Regions from separate parts of the Homo sapiens genome. Here region 2 is linked to region 1. Evidence: read pairs that join two places in POLR2A ChIA-PET (ENCODE). Cell type or tissue: OCI-LY7. All regions are shown on one strand. Links, peaks and the distances in the headings refer to the core of each region. The heading gives the core; the rest is flanking DNA. Region 1 overlaps LOC124907774 (a long non-coding RNA gene). Region 2 has its middle 27 kb from the start of PELI1.

Region 1 (15,221 bases), core at 2,469-10,468:
CTAGTACAGACTAGCAACCTAACTTTGGCCATTCATCATCTGTCATGGTCCCAATGTCATCATTCCAAACTGTGCAAGATGTAAGTAGCTGGGGATTGAGCTCTACAGGCTATAGAAAATGTCCTAGAGGGCTGGACACGGTGGCTCACGCCTGTAATCCTAGCACTTTGGGAGGCCGAGGTGGGCAGATCATGAGGTCAAGAGATTGAGACCATCCTGGCCAACATGGTGAAACCCCGTCTCTAATAAAAATACAAAAATTAGCTGGGGGTGGTGGCAAGTGCCTGTAGTCCCAGCTACTCAGGAGGCTGAAGCAGGAGAATCGCTTGAACCCAGGAGGCGGAGGTTGCAGTGAGCCCAGATCATGCCACTGCACTCCAGCCTGGGCAACAGAGCAAGACTGCATCTCAAAAACAACAAAAAAAAGACAATGTCCTAGAATTTTAAAAATTCAAGCCTTTGATTTTAGCATATTTTCAATTATTATTTGCCTTTTTTCCATAAAAGTCAAGTGCACTGTATCAGTCAAGGTCCAGCCAGAAGACAATCACACAGTAAGTCCAACAGGGAAAATTGAAAGTATATTAACTAGAAATGGGATTAACTACTAAGGGATAAACATAACTCTTAAGAATACAAGAATGGTGGATATAAAGAGCAGCTGCTACTCTCTAGACCAGAGTTTCTCAACTTATAAAAAGAAATTTGCCCCTGTAAGGAGATATTTTTAGATATTTTTTGCCCCTTATCACCACCTGTCCCTACATCCCCATGAAACCTTAATTCTACAGGTACACAGTATATCTGTGTGTCTACTGTGGCCCTTTGGAGGAATAACCTAAGATTATTTCACACACACTCCCTACCCCCACAAAAACCAATTTTCACCCCCACTGAGAATGCTTGCCCCAGGGCTATGGCTGAGTACCCAAGGAAGGAACAAATTCGGAAGAGCCCTCTCTTCAAGACTGACTTCACTGGAGTCACTTCACTCGGATGTAGCTATCACCTCCTAGATGGTAAAGAAGTTCACCGAGGTTCTGCAAGTCAGCGTCAGGATGCAAGAAACCACCTTCCGGGTTGCCTGTGAGACTCCCTGGGCAGCTGAGCACTTTTGGGATTCCTGCACCCACTGGCTGCCAAGTACCCCAAGAGAAGGAAAATCACATGGGAACAAAGAAGAGAGAAGCACTTTCCTCCTGCAGTGGCCTCCCAGCCCTGTAGACAAAGCTTAACATTCTGCCAGCTGCAAAGGAGAAATGTTTACAGGGCCCAGCTCCAGCATCACAGAACAGAGCAGTGCAGAGATTTGGAGCTGAGAGGAAAGAAGTTGATGCATCAAAGAAATTCTTTTAAATGAAGTGTTCTAATTAATTTCTGTCTAACCAAAGTTTTATGATGCCAAGGTTTTACCACACTATGGAGGATGCACCTCAAAACACCAAGGAATTTGTAAAAATGCAGGGCATGGCTGGGCGCTGTGGCTTACGCCTGTAATCCCAGCACTTTGGGAGGCTGAGGCAGGCAGATCACCTGAGGTTGGGAGTTCGAGACCAGCCTGACCAACACGGAGAAACCCCATCTCTACCAAAAACACAAAATTAGCTGGGCATGGTGGCATATGCCTGCAATCCCAGCTACTAAGGAGGCTGAGGCAGGAGAATCGCTTGAACCTGGGAGGCCGAGGCGGGCGGATCACGAGGTCCGGAGATCGAGACCATCCTGGCTAACACGGTGAAACCCTGTCTCTACTAAAAATACAAAAAAATTAGCTGGGCGTGGTGACAGATGCCTTTAGTCCCAGCTACTCGGGAGGCTGAGGCAGGAGAATGGCATGAACCTGGGAGGTGCAGCTTGCACTGAGCTGAGATTGCGCCATTGCACTCCAGCCTGGGCAACAGAGCGAGACTCCATCTCAAAAAAAAAAAAAAAAAAATGCAGAGCATATGCTTAGTAAAGCAAATTGTTATTATATGTTGTCATTTATGTGTGAAGTTTATGTCTTTGACCCACTGTCAGTGGGACTTACACTTGAAGTTATTTTCTTGAGAATGAAAATGAATGTCTGATTTATCTATATTTTCCCTCCAAACAATTCAGCCAGAGAATATGCTGACTAGCTGATATCAGTCTTATTTCTTTGACAGTAACATTTCTCAGCATAATTGAATGAACATTTTTATTTACCAGTAACTCTGTTTGTGAGGTTGACAAGTAGATCAATTCATTGGAACCTGATTATTCTTGGGTGAAAAGATGAAATTGAATTTCTGTATCACAGAACTAAGGTCTAAACCTCAGAGGAGAGGTATAAGTCACTGTAACAAGGAAGCCTGGCTTGGCCAGTGAGACTTCTCCAACTACCAGATACCACACGACCTAAGGGTAATGTCTGCTGCCAAGCGATACAGCAAAGATAGCTCATAGACCTTGTTTAAAATTTTGCCTTAGACCTTTTTTGAAATTTGCAACAGTGCTAACTTCTTGCATAAGCCCACAGTGGCATGTCCTATAGATGCCTCGATTTATGCTTCTAGTTTGGATTTTGGTGTGAAGTGGCTTGCTGAGATGGGGTATGTGAATCAAGCTCTCTCGGATTCAGTTTCATTGCCTGTAAAGTGAGAAAGTTGGAAAACATTATGTTGAATAAGAATTCTCTGATGTAATAAAAAAGCAACTTTAGGCTGGGCACAGCAGTTCACGCCTGTAATTGTAGCACTTTGGGAGGCCAAGGCGGGTGGATCACTTGAGCCTAGGAGTTCAAGACTAGCCTGGGTAACATGGTGAAACCTCGTCTCTACAAAAAAATGTAAAACTTAGCCAGTGTGGTGGTGCATGCCTGTAGTCCCATCTACTCAGGAGGCTGAGGTGGGAGGATCACTTGAGCCCAGAGGTCGAGGCTGTGAGCCAAGTGAGCTGAGATTGTGCCACTGTACTCCAGCCTGGGTGACAGAGCAAAACCCTGTCTCAATTAAAAAAAAAAAAAAAGCAACTTTATTTTTGTCCCTATTTTCCCTTTGCATATATAAAGTCTATCCATCTATCTATCTAGACATCTATAGATATGTTCTAGTATGAAAATTCTGGCAAGCCCTTAAATTTTCTGGCTTATAATGATTGCTATCACTATAGACTATCACTTTCAATTACAAACACAGTCTTGATACGGAGATTAGAATGTCCAGTGTAAGATATTAATCAGGCTGGGTGCGGTGGCTGACACCTGTAATCCCAGCACTTTGAGAGGCCAAGGTGGGTGGATCACAAGGTCAGGAGTTCGAGACCAGCCTGACCAACATGGTGAAACCCTGTCTCTACTAAAAATACAAAAATTAGCCTGGCGTGGTGGCACACACCTGTAATCCCAGCTACTCAGGAGGCTGAGGCAGGAGAATCGCTTGAACCCGGGAGGTGGAGGTTGCAGTGAGCCGAGATCACACCACTGCACTCCAGCCTAGGCAACAGAGCAAGACTCTCATCTCAAAAAAAAAAAAAAAAAAAAAAAAAGAAATATATATATATACACACACACACACACATACACACACACACACACACACGTATATATATACACATATATATATAAATACACACACTCCAAATCTGGTAAGATATTAATCAATACTCCAAATCTGATTTTAAGGATACATCCTCTCCACTCTTCCAGCCCAAGACTGCTTCACTCTGAAAGCTTGCAGTGGGAAAGGGAGAGATGTGGATGGCTCTTCCTCAGCGCTTCTTGTGGAGTGAATGGGGGTGTCATTATGCTCCTCCAGATTCCTCTCCACCCTTTTCTACCTCCCCCTCTGCCCCACTAATGTGAATATGCTCCATCTCCCTTTGGCTTCAAGTTAGTTTTGGCCAATGAGGAGCTCTGGCAGAAAAGCGAGAAGTGCAAGATCAAAGTTTTTATTTCCTTGGCTTTTTCCTAGAGAGGTTGACTCTAGCTGTTTGTGTCCCTTGATCACTCTTTTTTTTTTTTTTTTTTTTTTTTTTGAGATGGAATCTCACTCTGTCACCCCAGCTGGAGTGCAGTGGCGCAATCTCGGCTCACTGCAACCCCCACCCCTCCAGGTTTAAGCAATTCTCTGCCTCAGCCTCCGGAGTAGCTGGGATTACAGGCACGTGCCACCACGCCTGGCTAATTTTTTTTGTATTTTTAGTAGAGACGGGGTTTCACCAACTTGGCCAGGCTGGTCTTGAACTCCTGACCTTGTGATCCACCCACCTCGGCTCCCAAAGTGCTGGGATTACAGGCGTGAGCCACCGCGCCCGGCCTTGTGTCCCTTGAGTAAAGGTCACTGCTCCTCTCAAGGTGGTCTCCTCCAAATGACACTCCCTTTCCAGGTTCTGATCATCACTCCTTAGGGCCTAAGGGTATAAGCCATTCTGAGGCTTCTAACCCCTGGTTTCTAGACTAGCCTTATGTTTCCATTACACCCCACCAGCTCTCCTGTAAATAGTCTCTTTAAAAATAAACTCTCTCCCACTGCACCCCAGCCTGGGTGACAGGGTAAGACTCTGTCTCGAAAAATAAATAGAAAATAATAATAAACTCTCCTCAAATTATCCTAATTCAAGTGTGTCATCTGTTGCCTGTTGGGACCCTCACTAGAAAAAAAAATCCATCAAAATTTATACTGCATAGCAACATTTGAACTTTAAAAAATCCATTTTCTTTTTTTTTTTTTTTAGATGGAGTTACACTCTGTCACCCGGGCTGGAGTGCAGTGGCACGATCTCGGCTCACTGCAACCTCAGCCTCCTGAGTAGCTAGGACTACAGGCACGTGCCACCACACCTGACTAATATATATATTTTTTGTATTTTTAGTAGAGACAGGGTTTCACCATGTTAGCCAGGCTGGTCTTGAACTCCTGACCTCATGATCCACCCACCTTGGCCTCCCAAAGTGCTGAGATTACAGGCATGAGCCACCGCACCCGGCCAAAAAATCTATTTTCTTAGATTAAGTAACTCACATCGCAAAACTTATAATTTGCTCCACAATATCATTATCCAAAGGCTCAACAACTACTGTACTCTACTGTACTGTACTGGGTCCATTCTAGGTTCGGCAAAGTCAGAGTTGGTACATCTAGCCTCCCCTGATGCATCTCTTTCTTACTGTTTCAGGGCTAATAGGGACGAACATGGATCTAAGTGGTTTCAGTGTCTTCATGAATTGGTCTAATATATTGCCAGGAATAGACGCATTTTAAAAAAGGACTCCAGGATAAAAATATAGAGCTCTAATGATAGAAATTGTGGACACTATGAACCAGGGATGGAGAAGGATGTTTGATCTTGTTTATTCTCATCAAGATGAGGCTTAATTTTTCTGCACCTTTATTCAAAACATGTAACTCAGAGCAGATTTTTTTTTTTAATTTATTTTTTTTTTTTTGAGATAGGGCCTCACTCTGTCACCCAGGCTGGAATGCAGTGATGTGATGATCACAGTTCACTGCAGCCTCAACTTCCTGGGCTCAAGCAATCCTCCCACCTCAGCCTCCCAGAGAGCTGGGACTACAAATGTGTGCCACCACACCTAGCTAATTTTTTGTAGAGATGGGGTTTTGCCATGTTGCTCAGGCTGGTCTTGAGCTCCTGGGCTTAAGCAATCTTCTTGTCTTGGCCTCCAAAAGTGCTGGGATTACAGGTGTGAGTCACCATGCCCAGCACCCAGGGCAGAATTTGAAAGTCCTTGCTTCAGTGTTTGTACAGCTGTTCAGGACTTTCCAGTGTATCAGTTATTCAAATTTTAAAGCACTTATCAAAGAGAGCTTAGTTTTCAGTCTCAAAAGTCCAAGAAAGACCTAAAGATTGTTGGTGGTTATTTTATAGCACACCCAAACAAATCTTTCACATTGTCTCTCTTTAGACCACTTGCCTCTGATCAGGCCTGCCTCCTCAGCCACACTTCAAATGAAAGAAATCAAGTAAACAACTTTTAGCAATCAGGGCACCCTAAAATAGCAGGTGATCTGCAGCAGGTTAAGCACACACCAACATACATGCAAATCAGTCAAATTTTGTACCTGGCAAATAAGGCTAACAATTTATATTTTGACTGACTTGATTATTTGAAAAAACTGCTTTTCTGTGACATAAATATAGATGTTAGTTCTGTCTCGCAGCTAAGTATCTCACGAGAAAGCCACATTAACCTTAATGATTTCCTGACATGGAAATTAATATTCCCTAGCAAAGAAATAAAATGGTATCCACTGGTGCTTGTGCAGCTAAAAAATACTGTCTTCCTCCTTCCCTCCCCTGGTTGACATTAGTTGGTTTCAGTCCACAAATATTTACTGAGTGTTAACAATGTGCCAGGCAACTGTTTAATGCTAGAAACACAGTGCTGAAAAAGACAAAACAAGTCCCTGTTTAAGGCAGTTGCATTCTAAGGGAAGGGGGATATGCAATAAACATGTAAACAAACAAATAAATAATACAATTTCAGGAACTAAGGACTATGAAGAAAATAAAGCGGAGTACTATGGTAGTTGGTACCTGGGGTGTGGTTTGGCTGCTTAGTGACATCTGAGTTGAGACCTGAAGGCTGTGAAGGAGGCAGCAGTGTGAGCATCCAGGGAAGAGCTCTGCTAGCAAAGAAACAGTAAGTGCAAAGGACCTGGGATAGAAACAAGCCTTGTGTACCGTGTACTTGAAGGCAACAAGATGGGCAGTGTGGTTACAGGCAAGTAGTTAGAGGGAAAGCTTGGAAGGAGATAAGGCTGAACAGGAGCCAGGATGAAAGAAGCAGAGCCGGATCAGAGTGATGACAAGCTGGAGGAGGAGTTAAAGAAAGGAAGCTGGGAAGTGGTGTGATCTCATTTGTATTTAATCTGGCTACTTTGTGGAGAATGGATTGTAGGAGGTCAAACACGGAAGTGGGGAGATCTGGGAGGAGCCTATGGCAGAAGTCCGGGTGACAGACACTGGCAGCTTGGCCTAGGGTTTCATCAACAGGCCACTACCGGCTCATACGGTGCCTTTGTGAAAATTAGAAAAAGGCTCCTCTTTCCATTAGATGCCCTGATTGCAGATGGATTAAATGTGAGGTGTGAAGAAAAGAGAGGAATCCAGAATGACTCAAGTTTGCACCTCAATAATTGGCTGGAGAGTTATGGAATCAGTAGTTCAATTCTGATCATGTTCACTTTCAGGACCGTGAAATTTTCCCATGCAGCGGTTGCACCCCCTGTTACAATGTGAAAACTCAGTAGCATTTGCCACACTGACGTTGGTTTCCTTTCAGCTGGCTCTGGGAACCTTATGCTGATGTAATGGAGATAACCTTTGTGAGACGTTAAATCAGTGTATTTGCCTGCCCAGTAAGTCTTTGTCTCCATGGCTTCCCCCTTGAGTCAATGGCATGCATTCAGTCACAGGGAGAAAAAAAAACCCAGCCAAGATTGGATAAGTCATCCCTTAGCTTAGAATTTCAAAATAGGATTAATTCATAGCAAAACAATAGTTTGAAATCAAGGGCTTTGAGTGTCAAAAACCAGACATTGTTGAAAGAAAAAAATGTATTTGTATATGCTAGTGAGGCAGAACTTGGAAAAGTGCCCCTGAACAGATCACAGATACAGCCAAGAAGAACACAGGATATGATGTCAGAGCCACTTTCTCATGACTGGAAGGGAAGATAAAAGCAGCAGGCAGAGGCCGGGTGCAGTGGTTCACGCCTGTAATCCCAGCACTTGGGGAGGCCAAGGTGGGCGGATCATGAGGTCAGGAGATCGAGACCATCCTGGCTAACATGGTGAAACCATCTGTACTAAAAATACAAAAAATTAGCTGGGCGTGGTGGCGGGCACCTGTAATCCCAGCTACTCGGGAAGCTGAGGCAGGTGAATTGCTTTAATCTGGGTGGCGGAGGTTGCAATGAGCTGAGATCGCGTCACTGCACTCCAGCCTGGGCAACAGAGCGAGACTCTGTCCCAAAAAAAAAAAAAAAAAAAAAAAAGCAGCAGGCAGGAATTTGGGACATTCAGAGAGTACCAGCACAGGGTTGCCCCAGATGAGTGGAGGGTGCACTAAAAGAAGAGGAGGCATGTATCCTGCTTTCTGTTTGGAACCGGGGTAACTACAGAGAAGTAGCTTGAGATAGTGATTTCTGTTCTTTGGGGTCATGCATGGTCTTTAGGAGATCCAGTGGTAGAATGATAAAGGCTAATGGGATGAATGGGCTGGAAGAGGCCTGGCCCTTGGGCCAAGAAGTTGTGAGGCTTATGGTCCTTGCCACTGAGAGCCATGGCAGGGGCCGTGGCTGTCAGTAGTGGAAATGGTTCTAGGCCCAAAAGCCGGAGATAATTTCCTCATCAAGGGAGGCCGGGAGAGCCTGGATGATGGCAGACAGACTTGCTCTGCCAGTTTTTCAAGACCCGAATGACATCTTAAGAAAGAGAAGTGGGAGAGGAGAACCATTGGATCAGGGAGAAACCTTGAAAGATTGAGTGAGTTTCCAAGGAAAACTGTTGTAAACGTAAAGAGACTGTGTTACCTTTAATTGGCAAGATCAAGTGTTTCCACCTACGTTAGGAATGGGGGCTTTCCAGCAAGAAATCATTATCGACAATGAAGTTGCTTTTTTTTGTAAATCTAGTTTTTAGTGAGTACATTTAAACCCTGCTACATTAGGAAGGTCTGTATTGCTACCAAATAAAGAGAACTCAGCTTGACATACCCCTGCCTCTAATGGAGAGAGGGGGAGGAAGGAGACGGAGGGGAAAGATTGAGTCTGTCAACAGTAGTTACCTCCAGGGAAGATAACTGAGGGACAGAGAAGGAAGAAAAACCTATTTCTCATGGAACGTTTTCTGTACCTTTTGCATTTTTTCCATATGCATGCATGAACTATTCAAAAATAAATTAAAAGGGGAAAAATAAGTTTCTGAAATGAGAAGCATGCAGATGCACAGAATGTGATATTCAGTGCTTGGCAATTAACCTTAAATAGTTTTCATCTCACCAGAATCTTTGAGCCACTTCTCCTCAGTGTACCTTGTGGTTATTCCCTTCATTTGTGTAGGTGTTGGGTAAGCTGTCTGTCTTGCCTTTCCAGCGAGCCCATGACCCATTTGTGCATGGTACTCCAAACACTGTACCACCGACCCTACAGGTGGCCCATCGCTTTTACAGGGGAAAACAATCCCACTGACCCATTTGGTCTTGCCCTTCATCCTGGATTGAGGTGTGGGAAGGATTAATAAGGGTTTTTTGTTCTCACCCTGGTTATTTCCACCCCATTGGCATCACATAACAATGGGGAAGCAGTGGAAAGAACTTAGGTGCTGGAATCAAATTTGCTAGGGCTTACCTCTGCCAGCTACTAGCTTTAGGTACTTGGGTGGGTCTCAAGTTTCTTCTTCTATACATTGGAGTAATACAAACCTCACTGGGTTATCACAACACAATACTAGAACTGTTCTGATTACCCCAACCCCCAGTCTAAGAGACCAGACTAATTTTTGTAAAATCTCGCATCCAGCCAAACTTAGCATACCTATTGTCCCTGTATTCCTCAGTTTCTACCCAAGACATAAGCCTCTTCATTCATCTGTTGTATCCCTTACTCTCATTTATATCCTTCCCCGTATTTCACTCCCTTGACTCAACCTCCCTCTGCTTCCCTCTTTTAAGTAGTATGTTTTCATTTGCAGGCTACAGGAAACTCAAGTCTAACTGGTTTAAACATTAAGGGCATTTACCGACTCAAGTAACTGAAAATTCAGCAGTGGCAAAGGCCTTGGGTTACCTGCCAGACAGACATACCAAGGGCCTTGTTTCTTCTCTTTCTCTACTCTCGCACCCTCAACGTGAGCTTCATTCTGGGATTGGCTCCCCTCGTGGTTATACAGGCTGGAGGTCAGCAGCAACTGAGCCTGCATGCTTCTGCATTAAGTCCAGAGGAACTGAGGAGTGAGTCTTTAACCATCAAACAAAAATCCTGGCCTTTCATTAATTAGAACAACCTGAACCAATCATGGTGACTAGGGGAATGCCATGTGCTAATTTGCTTAGCTCTGAACTAAGTTATCCATTTTTGAGCCAATTACAGTGACAAGGGAGTTGAGATTATGATGACTGATTTAGATCAGAGGTTCTCAACTGGGAGCAGCACTGCCTCCTTCAGAGTATTTGGAAATGTTGCTCTGACTGGGAGTACCACTGGCTTTTACTGGAAGAGGGATGGGGGAGGGGAGACACAGGACAGTCGTGTGGAATTTTGGTCTGCCAAAAATGCCAATAGTGCCTCTATGAAGAAACACTGACTTAAAACATCAGGGCACACTTCTGAAACAGGAGTTTGTTTTCCCTTAGGTACATAAGCCATACTGGGGCAGGATGGACACCTAAACAAAAATGACTAGACTACTCAGGCTCCTTCCTAATCTTTATTGACTCCCTTCTATCTTTACTTAGATCCCTGCTCAGCCTATTATGTATTACTTTTAACTAATCTCTTGACAATGTCATTTACTTCCTAGCCCCATTCTGCTGTACCTACCCAGATAAATCCTATAGTGACACTGACTTGAGAAAGATACTTTCAAACCTTTTAAAAATCAAAGCTATAGGCCAGGCGTGGTGGCTTATGCCTATAATCCCAATACTTTGGGAGGCCCAGGTGGGGCAGATCACCTGAGGTCAGGAGTTCAAGACCAGCCTGGTCAACATGGTGAAAGCCTGTCTCTACTAAAAGTACAAAAATTAGCTGGATGTCATGGTGGGCGCCTGTAATCCCAGCTACTCAGGAGGCTGAGGCGGGAGAATCGCTTGATCCCGGGAGGCGGAGGTTGCAGTGAGCAGAGATCACACCACTGCACTCCAGCCTGGGCGACAAGAGTGAGACTCCATCTCAAAAAAAAAAAAAAAAAGCCAGTGTAGTGGCTCATGCCTGCACTTTGGGAGGCCGAGGTGGGTGGATCACAAGGTCAGGAGATCGAGAGCATCCTGGCCAACATGGTGAAACCCCGTCTCTACTAAAAATACAAAAATTAGCCAGGTTTTGTGGTATGCGCCTGTAGTCCCAGCTACTCAGGAGGCTGAGGCAGGAGAACTGCTTGAACCCGGGAGGCAGAGCTTGCAGTGAGCCGAGATCATGCCACTGCACTCCAGCCTGGTGACAGAGCAAGACTCTGTCAAAAAAAAAAAAAAAAAATCAAATCTATATAATATTTAAAAAAAATTTTTTTTTTTTTGAGATGGAGTCTTGCTCTGTTGCCCAGGCTGGAGTGCAATGGAGTGATCTCAGCTCACTGCAAGCTCCGCCTCCCAGGTTCATGTCATTCTCCTGCTTCAGCCTCCCGGGTAGCTGGGATGACAGGTGCCCGCCACCACACCTGGCTAATTTTTTGTATTTTTAGTAGAGACGGGGTTTCACCGTGTTAGCCAGGATGGTCTTGATCTCCTGATCTTGTGATCCACCCACCTCGGCCTCCCAAAGTGCTAGGATTACAGCCGTGAGCCACTGTGCCTGGCCTTTTTGACTTTTTTATGCAGAGTCCTTCTCTGTCACCCAGGCTAAAGTGCAGTGGTGAGATCTCAGCTCACTGCAACCTTCGCCTCCTGGGCTCAAGCGGTCCTCCCACCTTGGCCTCCCAAATTTCTGGGACTACAGATGTGAGCCACTGCACCTGGCCCTTTGTCTGTATTTCATGTATACCTGTGCACATCCATGTGTTTGTATATTGTCTTCATGATACCAAATGCACTTATACATAAATGAGCACTCAGAAATTAGTAAGCCCAAATAAATGCTTTCCAAAGTTCCCATTGACTCGAGTAACTCTTTTGGTAAATAAGGCTAGTTTAATATTGTTGGTTTAATAAAAACAACTATGTCTTCTGAGTTAGCAACAAAATATATATATATTTAACTTTAAGATTCTTGCCCAATCATAAAAATGGTGAATAGAAAATTTAACTTGAAATGGATAGATTTGTCCAATTGTAAAATTTTCCAAACATGATTGTTAAAAATAAATAGGCCGGGCACAGTGGCTCATGCCTGTAATCCCAGCACTTTGGGAGGCCGAGGCGGGCAGATCACCTAAGGTCAGGATTTCCAGACCAGCCTGGCCAACATGGTGAAACGCTGTCTCTACTAAAAATACAAAAATTAGCCAGTTGTGGTGGCAGGCGCCTGTAATCCCAGCTACTCGGGAGGCTGAGGCAGGAGAATCGCTTGAACCCGGGAGGCAGAGATTGCAGTGAGCCAAGATCGCACCATTGTACTCCAGCGTGGGGGACAAGAGCGAGACTTCATCGCAAAACAAATAAATAAATAAAATAGATGTAAATGAGGTAGAAATTTATAAATGAACTTTTAATAATTATTATGTTTTATAAAATGTTTACTTGAAAAGGGTTTTCAAATCTTTTTGAGCTATAGCGTTAGAATTTTGCTAAACTAAATGATATTCATTGCATATGATAATCTAAATCATCCACAAATAAGATATAATGCTAAGACATTAATTACTAATCATGAGTTTAAGCTTACATGCTTTTAACTTCAGAAAACAAAAGGTATTTAGATACACTAAAAATGTTCTGTTCCACATTAAAAAATTGTTCGATTAGAAAAGCCTAAGTTTCAGGCCGGGCGGGATGGCTCACGCCTGTAATCCTAGCACTTTGGGAGGCCGACGCGGGTGGATCGCCTGAGCTCAGGAGTTCAAGATCATCCTGGGCAACATAGTGAAACCCCGTCTCTACTAAAATACAAAAAATTAGCCGGTCGTGGCGGCGTGCACCTGCAGTCCCAGCTACTCGTGAGGCTGAGGCAGAATTGCTTGAACCCGGGAGGCGGAGGTTGCAGTGAGCCAAAATTGCACCACTGTACTCCAGCCTGGGCGACACAGCGAGACTCCATCTCCAAAGATTCATAAATTCAAGTTGGTACTTGACTGAGAGTTAAAAATTGCTTACTTTTTAGATTTTCACCATAAATTAAGGTTACAAAGAGTTAAAATTCTAACACATGGTAACTAAAACTAAAGAAGGAAAACAATTCTACATACAGAATATAGCAGGAAAGTAAGATGTGTTTTTAATAAGGAAGGTTATAAGAAAGACATGAGGCTGGGCACGGTGGCTCATGCCTGTAATCCCAATACTTTGGGAGGCCGAGGCAGGCTGGGTGTGGTGGTGGGCACCTGTGATCCCAGCTACTTGGTAAGCTGAGGCAGGAGAATCACTTGAACCCTGGAGGCAGAGGTTGCAGTGAGCCGAGATCGTGTCATTGCACTCCAGCCTGGGCATCAATAGCGAGACTCCATCTCAAAAAACAAAAAACAAAAAAACTTCCAGAACTCTAATATAAACCTGACAGGTTCACGAAGATTGCTAACCCAACATTAAGCAGAACAAGATTCAATTTCATGGGACTGAATTGATGGAGTAGTGAAATTATTTTCATGTCCTTTTGTTTAAAACATTGCTGATTATGTCTGGACACAGTGGCTAATGCCTGTAATCCCAGCACTTTGGGAGGCCAAGGCGGGTGGATCACCTGAGGTCAGGAGTTTGAAACCAGCCTGGTCAACATGGCGAAACTCTGTCTCCACTAAAAATACAAAAATTAGCCAGGCATGGTCGTGGGTGCCTGAAATCCCAGCTACTTGGGAGGCTGAGGCAAGGAGAATTGCTTGAACCCGGGAGGCAGAGGTTGCAGTGAGCCGAGATCGAGCCACTGCACTCCAGTCTGGGCGACGAGAACAAATCTCCATCTCAAAAAAAAAAAAAAAAAAAAGTCCAGGCAAGGTGGCTCATTCATGCTTGTAATTCCAGCACTTTGGGAGGCTGAGGTGGGTGAATCACAAGGCCAGAAGATTGAGACCATCCTGGCTAGCATGCTGAAACTCCGTCTCTACTACAAATACAAAAAATTAGACGGGCGTGGTGGCACGCTCCAGTAATCTCAGCTACTCAGGAGGCTGAGGCAGGAGAATCGCTTGAACCCAGGAAGCGGAGGTTGCAGTGAGCCAAGATCACGCTACTGCACTCCAGCCTGGGAGAGAAAGTAAGACTCCATCTCAAAAAAAAAAAAAAAAAAAAATTGCTGATTCTTTTTATGTTTTGTTTTCCAGAGTCAAGATATATTAGCTTTTGAGTTATTTATGGCCAACAGCAATCGGGTAAAGTATACCTTTTTTTTTGTTTGTTTGAGTTGGAGTCTTGCTCTGTCACTCAGGCTGGAGTGCAGTGGCACAATCTTGGCTCACTGCAACCTCTGCCTCCCGGGTTCAAGTGATTCTCCTGCCTCAGCCTCCCAAGTAGCTGGGATTAGCCCACCACAACACCTGGCTTATATTTGTATTTTTAGTAGAAATGAGGTTTCAGCATGTGTTCCAGCTGGTCTCGAACTCCTGACCTCAGGTGGTCCACTGGCCTTGGCCTCCCAAAGTGCTGGGATTACAGGTGTCAGCTTCCATGCCTGGCCAGGTAATGTATACTTTTGTGAAGAAATTGAGACATTTACCTTTCTCTTTACCTGTCTTCTCTGGAATTCAGAAACTATTCATGAATATCCTTGTTTTCTAGCAATATAGTAATTTGCATAAGTTCAATAAGAATTTGGGGTTTTTTTTGTAACAGGACACAGTTGGAGACACTGGTAATTTTACCAAGGCGTTGACTGGAATAATATATTTTAGATATCACCAGTCTTTGAGGGATCGAAATTGACTTTAGAAAGCCAATAGACTTAGAAAAAGACTGACCTGGTACCTTGCCTACACAGTTTTCTTACAAGATTCCTGACCTTGTGGTAAGTAAAGAATGTCACTTTCTGACAGGCCCAGGAACTTCAAGATATTTTGAGACCTTGAGAAGAAAGGAACTCACCTGATTTGTACAGGTATTACAGGCATAGTCTGATGGTGAATTCTTGGCTTGGCTTTGTAGCCTCAAGAGGCTTTTAAAAGTCTAATTCTTTATGCAAATGTTCCAGCAAAGCCAATTTAAAAGGAGACTATGGCCAATCAGTATTCTTGTTGAACTTTATGTAAATAATCAGGCAAAGTATAGTAAGACTAAAACTTATTTTACAAGTAAATTGGTCTTACTATGATTTATCTTTGATAAAATGGGGGAACTGGAAGAGAAAAATTGTATTTTAATAGTATGCCTACTGTTAGATTTTAGCCCTGACCATTGTTTTTGACTTTTTATTGTTCACCTAAAATTTGGATTGAATTTGG
Region 2 (15,221 bases), core at 3,497-11,496, 110 kb after region 1:
TTGAGCCCAGGAGGTGAAGGATGGAGTGAGTTGATATCATGCCACTGCACATTAGCCTGGGTGACAGAATGAGGCCCTGTCTCAAAAAAAAAAAAAAAAGAAAAGAAAAAGAAAGTAATTATTTAAATATTGAATCGGTATGACAGGCCTTGTCAAAGCAACAATTAAGTAATTGGCCTAGAATAGTACTTTGCACACCTTGATGAAGCTCAGATAGTAGACTCATTAAAAGAACATAATGTTTTGTTTTCTACTCCTTTAAAGAAAAGGAAGCATTTTAGCAGTAATGGTGTAAATACAGGACATCCCTATTTCTTGCTTATTAAAGAAAATGCTGAAAGGAGACCTTATCTTCGCTTGCTTGACATCCTCTTAGCAAAGACCAGTCTTTTAATTTCCTTTCTTTTTTTCTTACAACTTTTAATTGGTTCATATGTTTTAGACCTCAGAGGACAATGCCAGCTTTCATTTTTAATGTGGTATATCCTTAATACCCTAATGCCTATTCTTTTGGTACAATATAGGTGGTGGCTCCTAAAACATACTTGCTTTTGTGTAATACTTGGGTTACATATATTTTGTGGTGGTTGTAACATACTTCTTATATATAAAATCAGGATTTTTAAATTTACCTATTTTTTGGGATTAATGTATATAGTTGCACAGATTATGTGTATATTAGTATCATTATTATGGACTCATATTATGACTCTGAAGGTTTCTTTTAATGATGAGATCATACATGTATCTGAAACAGGATTCTAAAGGTTGCTGGAGAAAGCCCAACACTCAATTCATGTAAGGGCTCTAAAATTGAGAGCATTTCTGCTTGTATCTGATTTCCTGGTCTTGTATCTTTATATAACTAAGAAATTATGCAAATTCATTTAACCATAACCAACAGCCAAATCTTCCACAGGCACTTTGAGTGTATGTGCATGTTCATGAGTAGATATGTTAAGGATTCCTATATTTGTAATTCCTAAACTTTTATGTCTAGACAGAAGAAAATACAGTACAGTATTTGAGCATTATTTTTCATATGTGTGATGATAATTTGCAGGGACCATTTAGACAGACCTAAAATACGTGAATTAGATGTGGTGCTTCTAAAGAAACTCCTTCCCACTTTTCTCACTCTGGAAAAAATAATTTACTCTTTTATTTAAATATTTTTTTTCTTTGACTTAAAGGATTCCATGATTTGTATATATTTTTCTTGTAAGTATTTTAAATAATATACCATAAAAATAACACGCAGTAAATTCAAATTTAATTCGAAAAATATTTAATTAAGAATGCTACGTTTTGGCTGGGCGCAGTGGCTCACGCCTGTAATCCCAGCACTTTGGGAGGCTGAGGAGGGTGGGTCGTGAGGTCAGGAGATCCACACCATCCTGGCCAACATGGAGAAACCCCATCTACGCTAAAAATACAAAAATTAGCTGGGTGTGGTGGCAGGCACCTGTAGTCCCAGCTACTCCGGAAGCTGAGGCAGGAGAATAGCTTGAACCCGGGAGGCAGAGGTTGCAGTGAGCGGAGATCGCGCCACTGCACTCCAGCCTGGGCAACAGAGTAAGACTCCATTAAAAAAAAAAATGCCACGTTTACACAGCATTCTTCTCTTGAAATTTGATAGTGAGCTTCAAAATTCATAAATTCTTTTTTCCTTTTCTTGAATAAAACATCATCTAACATGTAATTGGAAAATAAAAACTTACATATTGCGATGGAAACAATGATAATATTGTTCATTGTATTCATTGTACATGAGGCACTACATTATGTGATTGATCAATTTTATCTTTAAATGACTTGTGTGGGTGACTTATCAGGGTTTAAAACAGTCACAATGAACGGGATATTGTTTTTAAACTTAAAGAGAGCATTAGTGGTTTCCTAAATATTTCCAACCTAAGTTCATCTAGGCAGAGCAAGACCTTTTGCCATTGTTTATGATCATGCTTCCATTATGTCATCCTACCTCCCTCAGTGTTCACTAGAAAGGGATTCAGAGGCAGCTCTCAAGGCCCTGTTTCAACATCATTTTGTCTTGCTCAGCCCACAGTACTGCATCTCTCTTTGCTGTACATTTAATATCTCCCTCTCCACTGGCTGTCTCCCAAAAATGCACCCCTTGACTCTATCCCCTTCTCTAGCTATTAGTCTGTTTCTCCTTCTCTTCCCATTCAAGTTTCTTGAGAGGGGGCTACATTCAGTCCTTCCATTTTCTTATCTCTCTTTCATTTGTTTAGTATCTTTCTTTTATTGTACTAAAATATACATAAAACTTTCCATTGTAACCATTTTTAAATGTACAGTTCTGTGGCATTAAGTACATTCACACTGCTCTGCAACAATCACCACAATCCATTTCCAGAACTTTTTCATCTTCCCAAATGGAAACCCTCTACTCATTAAACAATAACTTTCTATTCCGCCTCTGCCCAGCCTCTGGCAACCACCATTCTACTTTCTGTCTGTATGAGTTTGAGAAGTTTCAGTGCCTCTTAAAAGTGGAATCATGCAGTTTGTCCTTTTGTGACTGGATTGTTTCACTTAGCAGAATGTCTTCAAAGTTCGTCTATGTTTTCTTTATTCTCTTTATTATGACCTGTCTTCTCCATGTCATTGAAACATTCCTTGCCAAGGTCACTTGTGACCCTCTACTTCCTCAATATTCTGGAAAATTGTCTTCCTTTTTCTTTTAGTGGCATTTAACTGCACTTAGTACTTTTTGATACTCTCTCTTCTCACTTCTAATTTTCCTCCTTTTGATTTTCTACCTACATTTCTAGCACTTTTTTGTACATTTCTAGTACTTTTTTGTGGACTCCTCTCCAACTTAAACATTGTTTTTCTCCTGTGTCTCTGTACACTCAAAAGTATATGTTCCTCCAATGATCTCATCCATTCCTGTGGCTTCCACCTACCACTTATGTATTGACTCTGACTTTTTATCCAACTCTTATTTCTCTCCTTAGCTTCAGGAAAGGGTTGCTGGAGATCTTTACATGAAGTTTCCACAGACAAGGTGTTCAAAACTGAAATTACCGTCTTTCCCTCCAGATTTGTATCAACAAATGGCTGGAACCAACCTGAGTCACTCTTAAGTCTAAGTTTTCCTACCCATAACATGCAGTTGATTTCTTAAGTTTTCTCAGTTTTACCCACTTAATATCCCTGGAATCTGTCCTTTTCTATCCATCCATTCTCACCATTACTGCTACTTGTCAGCTCAAGTATTATTCTTTTTTTCCGGGATTACTGTCACAGCCTCCTAATGAGTCTGCTTCTCTTCTTTCAGTTTTATCCCCATCGAACATAATCCCCACTTGCTGCCAGAATGATCTTTCTACAAAACAAATCCAATTATGTCTCTTTCTGAATAGTTTTTGAATGCCTTCCCTTTGCCGTCAGGAAAAAATCCAAACCTCTTAGCAGAACATGCCATGGTTCTGCAGGACCTGGCCTCTGCTCACCTCTTCAACCTCAGCACTTGCTACTTTCCTTTATGCATTACGTGCTTCCACAGGTGTGATAAACCTCCCTGGACACAGTCTCTTCAGACCCACCATGTTTTTGTATGTGGCATTCTCCTGAACAACTCCTGCTAGTCCTTTAGGACTCAGCTCCAAGGCCATCTTCTCCAGGAAATCTTCCTTGGAGATGGGTGTAGTGGATGCTATGGTATGCTGCTTGCATTTCTCTATGTCCTTGGGACTGAAGCACAGATTTCACTAACTGCTGGGAATGTTGGTAACGGATAGATCTTGGCAACATTTTGTTCTAGAGATTGCCCTTGGTTGAAGAGAGCTTAAGATCACGCATTCCTTCCTAGAGCCAGCCCAGGAATGACTACAATTATTAATTGATTCAGAAGTTTATACTTTTATAAGCCTGGTCCCATTGCTTCAGTGGGGACAACTCTGTAGGCCATCCTAACTCCATAATTCTCCCATAGAAAGGCTGAGGACTTTGTGGCAACCACATCATAATCCCACTTCGCCTTTTGCCCAGTTCAGCTGTTTTCACTTCACCCTATAGGTGCTAATTCTGAAAGCAAGCCTCCTGCACACAAATATCCCTCTGAGTCTGTTTCCCAGGGAACTGAAGAGCAGCACTGGGCCAGGACCCTTAATACCATTTGCCTACTCCTATCACAGCTCTTACTTGTCCCCCCGCTGCCAACCCATATCATAATTGTCTGTTTACTTATGGGTCTATGCCTAAATATAGTGAGGAAACTAGAGAACAGGGATTTCAATCTTGTCTTTTTATCCTTATTTCCTTTTTACCCTGACTCATTAAATCTGTTTGAATAAATGAAAGCATAAATGAATGCAAGAGAGATTTCCATCTTCAAAAGCTTTGGGGGCTTTCCTAAAATCAGCTCAGCCCTTCCTGAACATTATTTCTTTTTGGAATAGCCCCAGAAAATCTGGGTCATCTCTCCTAGGGTGTATTTTAGGTTTGCTGCTTTTCATGCTTCATGAAATTATGAGAAGCATGGATTTGGAGGTCTGGATTTAGAAACCTGGGTTGAATTCTTGGAGCACCATGTACTAGTTGTGTGATTTTGGCCAAATCATATAACTTCTTCATGTCTCAGTTTAATTAACTGAAAAACAGCACTATCTAGCCCACAGATACTGCCTGGTGGCAAATAAATGAGATAATATCTGTGTAAAGTGATGGCACATAGTAGATAGTCAGTAAATTTTAGCTTCCTTCCTCTTTTTCTTCTTTTTAGATTGAATTTACCCATCTATAATAACTTGCAAAGAAATAAATTATAGTAGTTTGGTCCTGCTGAGATGATCTCAATAGCTCTCATAATCTTTTTTTCCCCCACATGGCAGAAATCCATCATTCTCTGTTACTATTCTGATTTTAGAAGGAAAAAAAAAACACAGCTGAAATCATCTACTCAACAATGCAAGTCCCTTCTTGCTATAAATTTTATTTATCATGAGGCATCAAATTTGCTAGTGGCAAGAGGTATGTGTCTAGGTGTGTCTCAGAGTGAATCAAAGGCGAGTAAATCACATGAATGTAATACTACCTGATGGGTTTCACTGATGTGTAGGAGGAGCTAAAATGATTAACATAAGGTCACAATGAAGGGTTAAAGGGATGGTAGCAAGTTATCCCACTGATTCAGCCATATATCCAGTTTTCTTCTTCTCAGTACTTGGAAAAATCACATTTCTTAGTTCCCTTGCAATTGGGTGAACCACATGATGAGCTCCAGCCAATTGGCTGGGAGTAGAAGTAATATATCACATGTAGAAAGAAGTATTTAAGAGCCAGTGATCAGTTCCCAGCTAGAAACAGTCTGTGATATTGAAGGATGTAAACCCTAGACACTGTCCCAGACCTGGGGCAGATTTTTCTGCAAAAATAAAATAACCTTTTGTTGTGTTAAACTCTGAAATATTCATGTTACTTATTACCATCACAAAATTAGGCACTTCTAACTGATGCATTGGGTTCAGAAGAACTCAGGAAAATCTAAATAAATAATATATCTCAGGAAAAACAGGAAACACAGCCAGCTGTCTCAGAAAATAGAACTGGAAGGTTATTTAGGATCATTGTTGATTTACTGCTCCACCACTAAAGTAACTTAGCTTCTCCCTTTAGATCTGCTTCTTTCTGTGTCTACTTCTGCTTCCACTTCCAATTGCCAGTTGTCTTTTTCTGCATCGTTGTATTTTACATATCTTGCAGACAGATACAACCCAGTAAGTACAATTTGGATACTGAATCAGAAATTTCTCTTGAACCAGACTACTTCGTAGGCTACTGGGGAACCGAAAATGCTCTTTCAGTTACCTTCCCCTGGTCCAATTAGCAACAACCATGGAGTTGGGTCCTGAAATACAAAACATGGCCATGTATCCTTGAGGAAACCTTGGGGCCTCTTCCTCCTAACAGGAGCTGTGAGTTGGAGTCCTGTTAGACAGGAGCTGTCAATATGGTAGGCACCATATTGGCCTGTTCAGTAAACTGGGATACAGACTTTTCAGGTCAGCGACAGAGAGGCTATTATTCTGTCACTGTAACTGCTGGGCCTAGAACTGGTTATACAAATGTCTTGGTATTGACCTGGAAATTGGCTAGTGGCTTCTGGGTCGGGACAAAATTTTTGTTGAACTGAGAAGTCTTCCTAGATGAGACAGGAACTGGGCCCAATGACCCAGGGTCAAATGCAGATTTCTTGCCTTTTGGATACTTCTTGGTCATGACCTAAATAGTCAACTTTGAGAATGTTTTTGGTTGATAATATGCACAAAAGGCAATAGTTTTTTCTTAGGACAATGTAATAATCAGTGACTTAACATTGTTTTGATGTTAAAATATAATTTATGGACTATTTCACTTTACCTTGGGCATTTGGTTAACTCATAAATGTGAAATTAGAGCTTCCCTTTGTTCTTAATGTCACCATCCTAGTGGCTATTGTCTCTTTATGAATACTTTTTAAAATTTAAGTTAGTCTGTGTTTGGCGTATATTTATTTATTTACCTTCTTAAAATGCTTACTACCATTTTAAACTCCACTCCTCAACCCAATCCTTTCTCATTTAACCTTCTTTTAAGGCACCTTTTATATTTTCCAAAGTACTGCATTGTCCTCTCAAATGGCTTCAGTGCCCCAATTGATCTGCATCTAACTCTCAATCAAAGCCGTTGCTGCCTCTGAAGTGATCTCCATTAGGTGGTTTACAGGGAATAAGCCAATTAAATGACTATATACTAAGCTACAGGTTTTGGTAGTTATCCAAAAAAAAAAAAAAAAAAAACCAGTTTTTTTTTTTTGTAAATCAGAGATATCTTCCTAACAGTCTTTAAGTTATTACAGGTCATTCCTGATTTCTTTTAACGTACAAACAGAATGGTGGTCTCCAACACTAACTCTTGGTTAGAGATAATGGTATAGAATAGGGATGGTGGACTTACTATGTTTTGGGAAACCATGACCATATTTCATATAATTTAAGAGACTATTATTTATAAAACTCATCTCTATTGCAGGGCTGCTAAGCTGTGAAAAAGATGTGCTAAAAATTCTACTGAAATATGATACAGTTATACACCACATAACAATATTTTGGTCAACAACAGGCTGCATATATGCGGTGGTCCCATAAGATTATAATATCATATTTTTACTGTATCATTTCTATGTTTAGATACACAAATACTTACCATGGTGTTACAATTGCCTACAGTATTCAGTAGGCTGTAGCATGCTGTACAGGTTTGTAGCCCAGGAGCAACAGGTTATCCCATATGGCCTAGGTGCATAGTAAGCTATACCATCTAGTTTTGTGTAAGCACACTCTATGACGTTCACACAATGAAAAAATTGTCTGACGATGCATTTCTCAGAAGGTATTCAGGTTGTTAAACAACGTATGACTGTACATGGGTTGATGCACTATGGGGACGGAGCAGTGAGGGAGTAGAATGAGGGCTGAGCTTTCACTGAGACCAGGTTTGACTTCCAACCCTGCCCTTAATTAGCTGTGTAACCTTGGGCAAAGCATTTAACCTCTCTGAGCCCAAGCGATTTCATCCGAAAAGTGGAGATAATAATAGCTATGAGCTTATTAGATGTTTTGCATAAGATATCGTACATGAAAAGCTCTTGACACACAGCAGGTGCTCAGTGGGTGTTAGCTGAATTTGAATCTACCTCCTTTTAAGTATCCTTTTACACTTCAGGAAAGAGACTCCTGTCCTATTAAGGAGATTGACAGAGGACTGTAAAGAACTCTGGTTGGGAGAGAAAAGATCTTAGCCTTGACTGCCTAATCTCCTTTATACTATTATTGCCTTGATAATAGTTTGCTTGTTATTCCTTCTTCCCTTCACTAAATCATTAAATTTTGAGTTCCTACGTTTTGTCAGGTATTAGGGATAAAAAGATGAATAAGATACATGGTATCCATGGATCACAGAGTCAAGTAGGGAAAGAAAAAGTGTAAGCGAATAAGTAAGAAGTGTTAACTATTACTCTGAAAAAATTTGCAAACCTTTTCATTAAATAAACAATTTTTTAAAGGTAGATTCCTTATAGCATCTATGATTTGTAAAATGTTGTAGAAACATGGACGATTTAAAGCAAACCCTATCACAAAGCAAATTGCCTTCAACTTTTCCCTCTCGTTAGAGTTAATTTTGACTTTGGCATGAGGACACATTTTGTTTTTCTTCTGCTCACACAGTGCATCTACTACCTTCTCTGTCAGGCAAGTATGGAAAGTAAATTGTCAGGCAAGAAACAGTAAGCACACATCTAAAATCTGAAGCAAAATTGGTAGGCATAATTTTAGCTCTACCTGCATATGGAATAATGTATCTATAGAACTCTTAGTTTTTCTGGTGAGGCAGCATGGTACAGTGGGGAAAATACAGGCTGAGGAATCAGAATATAATCTAAATTTTGGCTTTACTAGTTTTGTGGGCAAATCACTTAACCTCACTGACCCTCAGTTTCCTCATTTGTAAAAACGAGTGATAATACAAGATTATAGTAACAATTATAATATGTCTATACATAATAGGCCTTTAATAAATATTATTATTCAAACCCTAGAACACAAAAGAAAATAATTTATCAACCCTTAGGTAATTGTACAAAATACTCAAATGCCTCAATATAAATTAAGTGTATATTAGGGGCAGAATTTGACCTGATCATTTTAAGCAGAAACTAAAATAGTCTTAACTTGGGATGCCTACTGGGACAAAGTCATTACAAGCTATAAATGTCTAGCTAGAGTAGTAAACCCTGAAAACCAGGATGGGCACAGGTTGGAGCTTCATGGAATGTGGAATGCCCAAACCTGATCCATAACACAAAATCGGAGTCTGCAGTCTTCTGGGGCTAAATATTGGGCCAAAATAGAATGTCTGAGTAAAGGTATATAGTAGTTTTGTCTTTAGTATTCAATGTCGAACCCTTTTCTCAATTGGTAGCTATAGGACCCACTTTCCATCACTAAAGTGCAAGGCCAGTGACTCAGTTTCCATATTCTTGTCAATAAGGGCATGCCATGTGATCTAGACCACTAATAACTCTAGACTGGAGAAGCAAGGTCTAGAAATAACTCATTTTGGCAGAAGTGACAGTGGCAGCAGCATCCAATGTCTAGTGACAACAGCGTCTATGGGGCTTCCAGGGTCATTTCTATGTCTTGTGGAGGTAGGGGAGAGGTTGTCAGTGATAGCAGTCCAGTGTACCCTGACCAGACATGTAGATTCGTCTGTTCTGATCTCTTAATCTCTCTTGGTTCTGGCTCATTTCTTGCAGCTGGTTCTTCAGGCTTCTCATCAATTCTAGGAGCTACTTATTAGTCTGCCAATAGATTCCTTATCTGCTTAAGACAAAGTCCATTTCAGTTGTCTGCATACAAGAATCTTGATTACTATAGGGCAAATGGAAGAATCACAGTGTGGGGCAAATCTGAGGTCAAAGCTGTCAGAGACTTGAGGAGGAGGTAAAGGAGAGGACCTCAGTAAATATGTTGATGGTCCAGACGAAAATGTGTAGATAATATCCATTCGTGATTGAGGCCTTGCCTTGACAAACCACTTCTTGTCTTGAAGACACACTCTTCAACTCAGCTTCTCACAGAAACCAAAACCTCAGCTCATGGCAGAAGGCTGGAACCAGAGTGAGAAGGCTGGTTGCAACAAAGGGTAAAATGCTTCCTTAGGGGATAATCTAAGGCAGCTAAAATACCCAGACCCATTGCTATGGTAATCCACCCACATAATAATTACAGGTTATTTGCATATCTGGATTCCTTTTCATAGCCAGGGGATGGTGTGAAGTCAGTGCTAAAGAAGCAACAAGTGGCTGTCATGTGTCATCTCTGCCCCAAGTGGTTCTGAAATTGGTTTGAAGCTTGAGGAGCCTTCATTCTTTTTGGGATAAAGGATAAGAATCCTAACAGAACTCACCCCCAGTCATCACTAGTCAGAGAGAGCCTTCTGGCAGAGTAGGGTAGTGAAAGGCCTGGGCTCCAGCAGCAGTAACCTGAGTCATGTCCGAGGCGACAGAGAAGAAAATAAACCAGGAGGCCAGAATCTGGGAGGACTGAGAACCAGTAGGAAAAGGAGGGTGGGAAGGTGTTTATGAAGTAAGACAAAGGCTGAGGGTATTAGCACTCCATGGGCACAGTTACATGTGGTGATGGCTGAGGGAGTGGACTTGAGGGTGATTCTCCAGGCCCAGCCCCAGATGTCTCAGGGAACTAACAGTGCCTCTTCTGATTCACAGTGATAATAAATAATTAACAATTATTTGTTATAATTTATATAATATAATGATATATGTTACATATATCATATTATAAAAATATATTTATATATTATAAAAATAGTCATAGATAATAGTATATATTACTATTATAGTTACAGATAATAGTATATATTATCTATAACTATATATTTAGTTATATGTGTTGCATATATAATAATCATAATTTGTCACTATATTATTTATAATAAAAATTTTAAAAATCCAATTTTTGCCTTCTGATACCATTCTGAGCCTGGAATAGCCTCTTAAGGGGCAAAACTCACTGCCATTTAGTGAAGTAAATTTAGATGAGAGTCTTTTAAAATAACTGTCTTTTGAATAATATATTGAGCCAGGCCTGCCCTACCCAACCCCATCTTGGGAAAGCAAGAAGGTAACCCATTGTAAGAGCAAGTTTGGTGTCCCCTTCTCCCTCTATAGCTTGATCCCTTGGTCAGGGACTGTGGCATCTTGGAGCTTCAAGGAGAGATAAGTCCTTAAGGAGAGAAGGGGCATTTTGGGACAAGATTGTCACATCTTCTATCACTGTCCTCTCATAAAACCTGCTCTAGCACACTCTTGCCAAAAGCAAACTGACCAGTGCTTAAAATGCAAGTCAGGAGCAGTGCATGAGCAGTCATGCAGGATGACAGTGGGTGAGATGGTTTGTCCTTAAATCAGGCATAATGTCCTCTTGCCTCCATGCACATCAGGACATCTGAGGAGCACTTCCTGTACCCTGGGCAGGATATTTTAAAAATTAGCTGCCTCAGAGTAGAAAATAAAACTCAACAAGATTTTATCTTGTTTTTAATTTCTATGTCTCCCTGGCAGCTGTAATATTATACTTAGTAAATATCTAGGTTAAACCAAATAGTCACATGGGAAAATGATATTTCACACCTCTATTTTGGAATTATGTGCAAAATTTGCCACATCTGTGTTGTTGAATAATACAGAGTTAAATTGATAACTACCCCAGTTGAACATGATGATCTATAATTAAGTTATTAGCCATTGTTCTGTTGCATAAAAATATTTGATTTTTCAACTCAGGGGTAAAATCTATAGTAACGATCGCTGCTTTGCAAGTTGTTATTTATCACTGGCTTATGTAAGTTTGTAAAAAACAGATTAAAAATGGCCAAAAAAAAGAGTGAATACTTAGAGAAATTATTAGGTCTTCTGTTAAAAAAAGAAAACAAACTTTTATGAAAATTTAGATTTAGTTCCTAATAGAAGAGTAAAACCAAAAGGGAACTTGCTTCCTCAACACCCGAGTGCTAGAACTCTGCAGTCCTGTGGCATATGTTAGCTGTGCTTGAAATTCCCCGCTTTGTGCTAAAGCATTGGCAGAGCAAGTAGAGCTGACATTGCACTATCCTACCTCTCTTTATTTTTTATTCCTCTTCGCTTTTCTCCCACTCCCCATTGCTTATCATCTAGTCCTCCCTCCTGCCTTCTCTATCCTCCTTTTCTTTTTTTTCTGCTTCTTTCCTCTTTCTCTATAGTCTTCATGCTTTCTCTCTTTTCTTTCTTCCTTATCTCCTTCTTCTTCCCCTCTCCTTCAGACAATGCTGCCTTGTGGTTATGAAGAGCATGGGTTCTGGAAGCTAATTAAGGCTTCTAATGTTGGTTCTGCCATTCAGACTGAGTGATCTTGGGGTAAGCTACTTCATCTTAAACATGTGTATCAATCAGGGTTCAACCAGAAAAACAGAGCCGCTACTATGGGAGGCACTGGGGAGGAGAGGGTCTGAAGGGGGAGCTAGAAGATCAGAGGGGCCACCCATCAGTTCACCTGAGAAGGCAGACACGCCCAGCTGCTGAAATAGGATTGTGAATAGGGAGCTGGTGGAGAAATCTATGGGGGGCTGTTGCCACAGAAGGGTCACATTCAAGTATAAGGTGGCACTGCAATTAATCATTGATGCCAGAGGCCTCCCAAAATGGCAGGACGTGGAGTAGAGGAGAGCAGACAGCTGGAGCCCACTGGCACCTTTATGTCTGTCCACTGCTGTATCGAAAGATGACAATCTTCAGAGAGTAATGGCTGCTGCTTTACTTCTGTCTTCCAAATCTCCTGCAAATTCTACTTTTGGCAAAATCAACACCAGAATCATACTGGGGAGAGGATTCTGGAGAACCTTCTGGAGAAGGTCTAGCTTAGCTGATTGAAGGAGTAAATATCACCACGTGAATCGTTTTTAAAAATGTAGTTATTCAGAGTTCATAGCTCATGGGGATGTTGTGAAAAGTAAATGAGATTTAATACATGCAAAGAAAGCACTATTCACAGTCTGACACATAGTAAGCACCCAATAAATGTTGTCATTTATGCTTTGCTTTCAATCCATTTCCTCTCATGATACTCTTCTACTTAAGCACTATTACCAAATTTATCAGTGTCATTGCCATGGTATGTATCATCAATGTTCAGGATAATTAGTGAATGATTGTGGGATGTGTAACAATAAAATAGATATTTATTGAGTACTTAGTAGGTAACATACAATGTACTTTTACATGCTTTAGCACACATGATACTTATAGCAATCTTGTGACCATCATCATTCACATTAAAACATGAGGAAATTGAAGTAGAGAGATTATTTACTTGCCCCCAAATTACACAGGATTAAACACAGTGCCAGTTTACTCTGGAGTAATGTAAACCCAACCATTTCAAATAATCTGTTTCTGTTAACAGGAATACCTCCTGTAGGAAGATTATCTTCAGAAATACAGCACCTTCAAAACTTACAACAGATCTTAGAGTTCCTTTTTGGTTGTTATAGTTTCACACAAAATCTGGGCAAATTATAAATCTGCCCTCTATGGTTTGCAATGAGACCAGTGGTGGGAAAGAACTTGGTATGAGGCAGTGTTTAACAAAGTAGCCTTGCTCAAGCCAACAAAACGTAGAAGTAGTTGGGAAGAGAGATGGAGAAAAGTTGAAGAAAGGTTAAAGTTGGCTCATAATTAGATACAGTTTTACAACATAAAACATGAAAAACTTGCTCTAAATAGACTCCTAGGCCCTTTTAAAGCATGGCCTGTGACTTTTACTGGAAAAAAAAGTTCCTTAAATTATTACAGCCAGTAGTTCTCTTACCCTAGCCCTAAGCTCGAGTTGTCTCCTAAAGCAGAAACTCCAAATTGGCAGCTCTACAGATTGCATGGAATGGGCTTGTGCAATCTTTTAAAACTTAAAAAAAAAAAAAAAAGCCTATCTAAATGTTTTCAGATGGGGCTTATCACAGTTTCTAATCATCTCTCCTTATCTGTCTCCCAGCCTTCCTTCACTTATTGATGCTACATGCCTCAATCTAGAAGGCATGTGAGCTTCCAGCTCCTGCAGAGTCATGATTTCTAGGACAGATTTCAAAGGGATTGGCTGGTCCTGAATTTCCACATGGAAATCAACAGAGACAAGGGGCATGAACCTTCCCAATTCAATTTTCTACTCATCTGACCCCTTCCCTCCCAGCTCATTCCTGAAAGTTCTTTATGGATAAACTTGTTGTGTGGCATTCTGACAACGGCTACGTTTACCTTCTAAGAATTAAGACCTGAATTGCTCAAAAAACCAAGTGCTGAAACCATACAATTTCACCTTTGTCAAATGTGACATGCATTTTGTAAATGAAAAGTCCTGAGATATAAAGGCTGACTAAGCACCAAAAGAGGGAAACAGAAAACTTAGGATTTGTTCATAAGTAGGCACAGGTGCAATCTCTGCAAATACACTTGAAAATGGGTTAATTGTGTACTTCTTAATTTGTAGGGCTTGAAGTTTTAAAGTGTGGTATTAGGCAAATATTTAATTTCCTAGAGTTTGGAACACACGTGGTATGAAAACTTGAAGGTACTAGAATATGATAAATGATAATGTTTTAGCTATGTTGACAAGCAAAAGCTGGATTTGGTATTTTATGGTAAAGATTGACAAAAATTTGTGGCATAATTTAAAACACCTGGGTGTAGTTAAGGTAGCCATAGATTTATTGAATAGAATCTTCCTTTTTTATGAAGATATGGAGATAAATGGGATTATAGAGTCTAACTTGCTAAAAGGAGACATAAAACCTTGCTCTTTATAAGAGAAGCCTTGTAGGAATTTACATTTGTGAATTTCTCCTGGTGTGCTCAGTTTCCCAGTATGTGTACCTGAATCTGAGGATCTGCCCCATTCCTTTATATCTTCACTATTCTCTTATGCTTTTTCTCAAACTTATATAATTAAAGATGCTTTTGCTTGTATGGGTATTTAAATCAAATTATTGCTTTAAATTAAGTATAAATGTATAATCTTGTTTTCCTAACTCTGGCAATGTTCTGATCTTTGCTTTCACAAACAAAATGCTTGTTTATAGTTTACAGAATAAGATGACTGTAACTAGAGTCTTTGATTTAAAAAAAAGCTTAATTGTTGAAATTAAAGGATCTCACCAAACATATTGAATATTATTCATTTGGAAAACTATATCAATTTACACATAATTACAATTCCAGAATGTGTGCAATCACGCACTTAACATAATTAGGGAAATTAATACAAATCCCAATTCCTCATATACTAATGATGGCTTCTAGAACACATATCTTTCCCATTTTTATCCAACGTATAGTGCATAGAGGCCTGGCCTGTGTAAAAAATGCACTTGTAGAAAAGTATATATTCCCAATTTCAAGGATTCTTTTGAGTACTCAGGAAAGTATATAAAACTATATATAGAGCCTTACAAATCAAAGTAGACAAATACAAATTATTTGTTATATATTTTGAAAGAAAAAGAGGTGAAATACTTGGTTTAAGCTCAGTCATCAAGGGGGAACAGTTTTAGGGGAAAGAGGTTTAAGTTGCACAATTAATATTATCAATGGCACCAATAATAATGAT

The links. Peaks named below come from ENCODE experiments on the same cell type or tissue, not always from the same donor. Only the 100,000 strongest peaks of a DNase experiment are listed, where the experiment ranks them.
Region 2: POLR2A ChIA-PET joins it to region 1 with 14 read pairs; 2 of 35 experiments call an interaction of 5 or more read pairs at or near these places.

What each region holds. Positions count from the first base shown.
Region 1 is chr2:64,057,353-64,072,573 of GRCh38, forward strand. LOC124907774 (a long non-coding RNA gene) reads right to left here. Exons shown (of 2, transcript XR_007086337.1): 2 at 2,166-2,611. Among named protein-coding and RNA genes, the nearest start is that of VPS54, 46 kb to the left of the region's middle. RefSeq lists a silencer at 5,624-5,713 and an enhancer at 13,102-13,602. In OCI-LY7, for the core only: a CTCF peak has its summit at 10,002; DNase peaks (open chromatin) are centred at 5,719, 6,909, 7,309 and 7,629; H3K4me3 peaks cover 2,661 bases; H3K27ac peaks cover 5,836 bases.
Region 2 is chr2:64,163,921-64,179,141 of GRCh38, forward strand. No RefSeq gene overlaps it. Among named protein-coding and RNA genes, the nearest start is that of PELI1, 27 kb to the left of the region's middle. In OCI-LY7, for the core only: no CTCF peak of the experiment used is centred there; no DNase peak of the experiment used is centred there.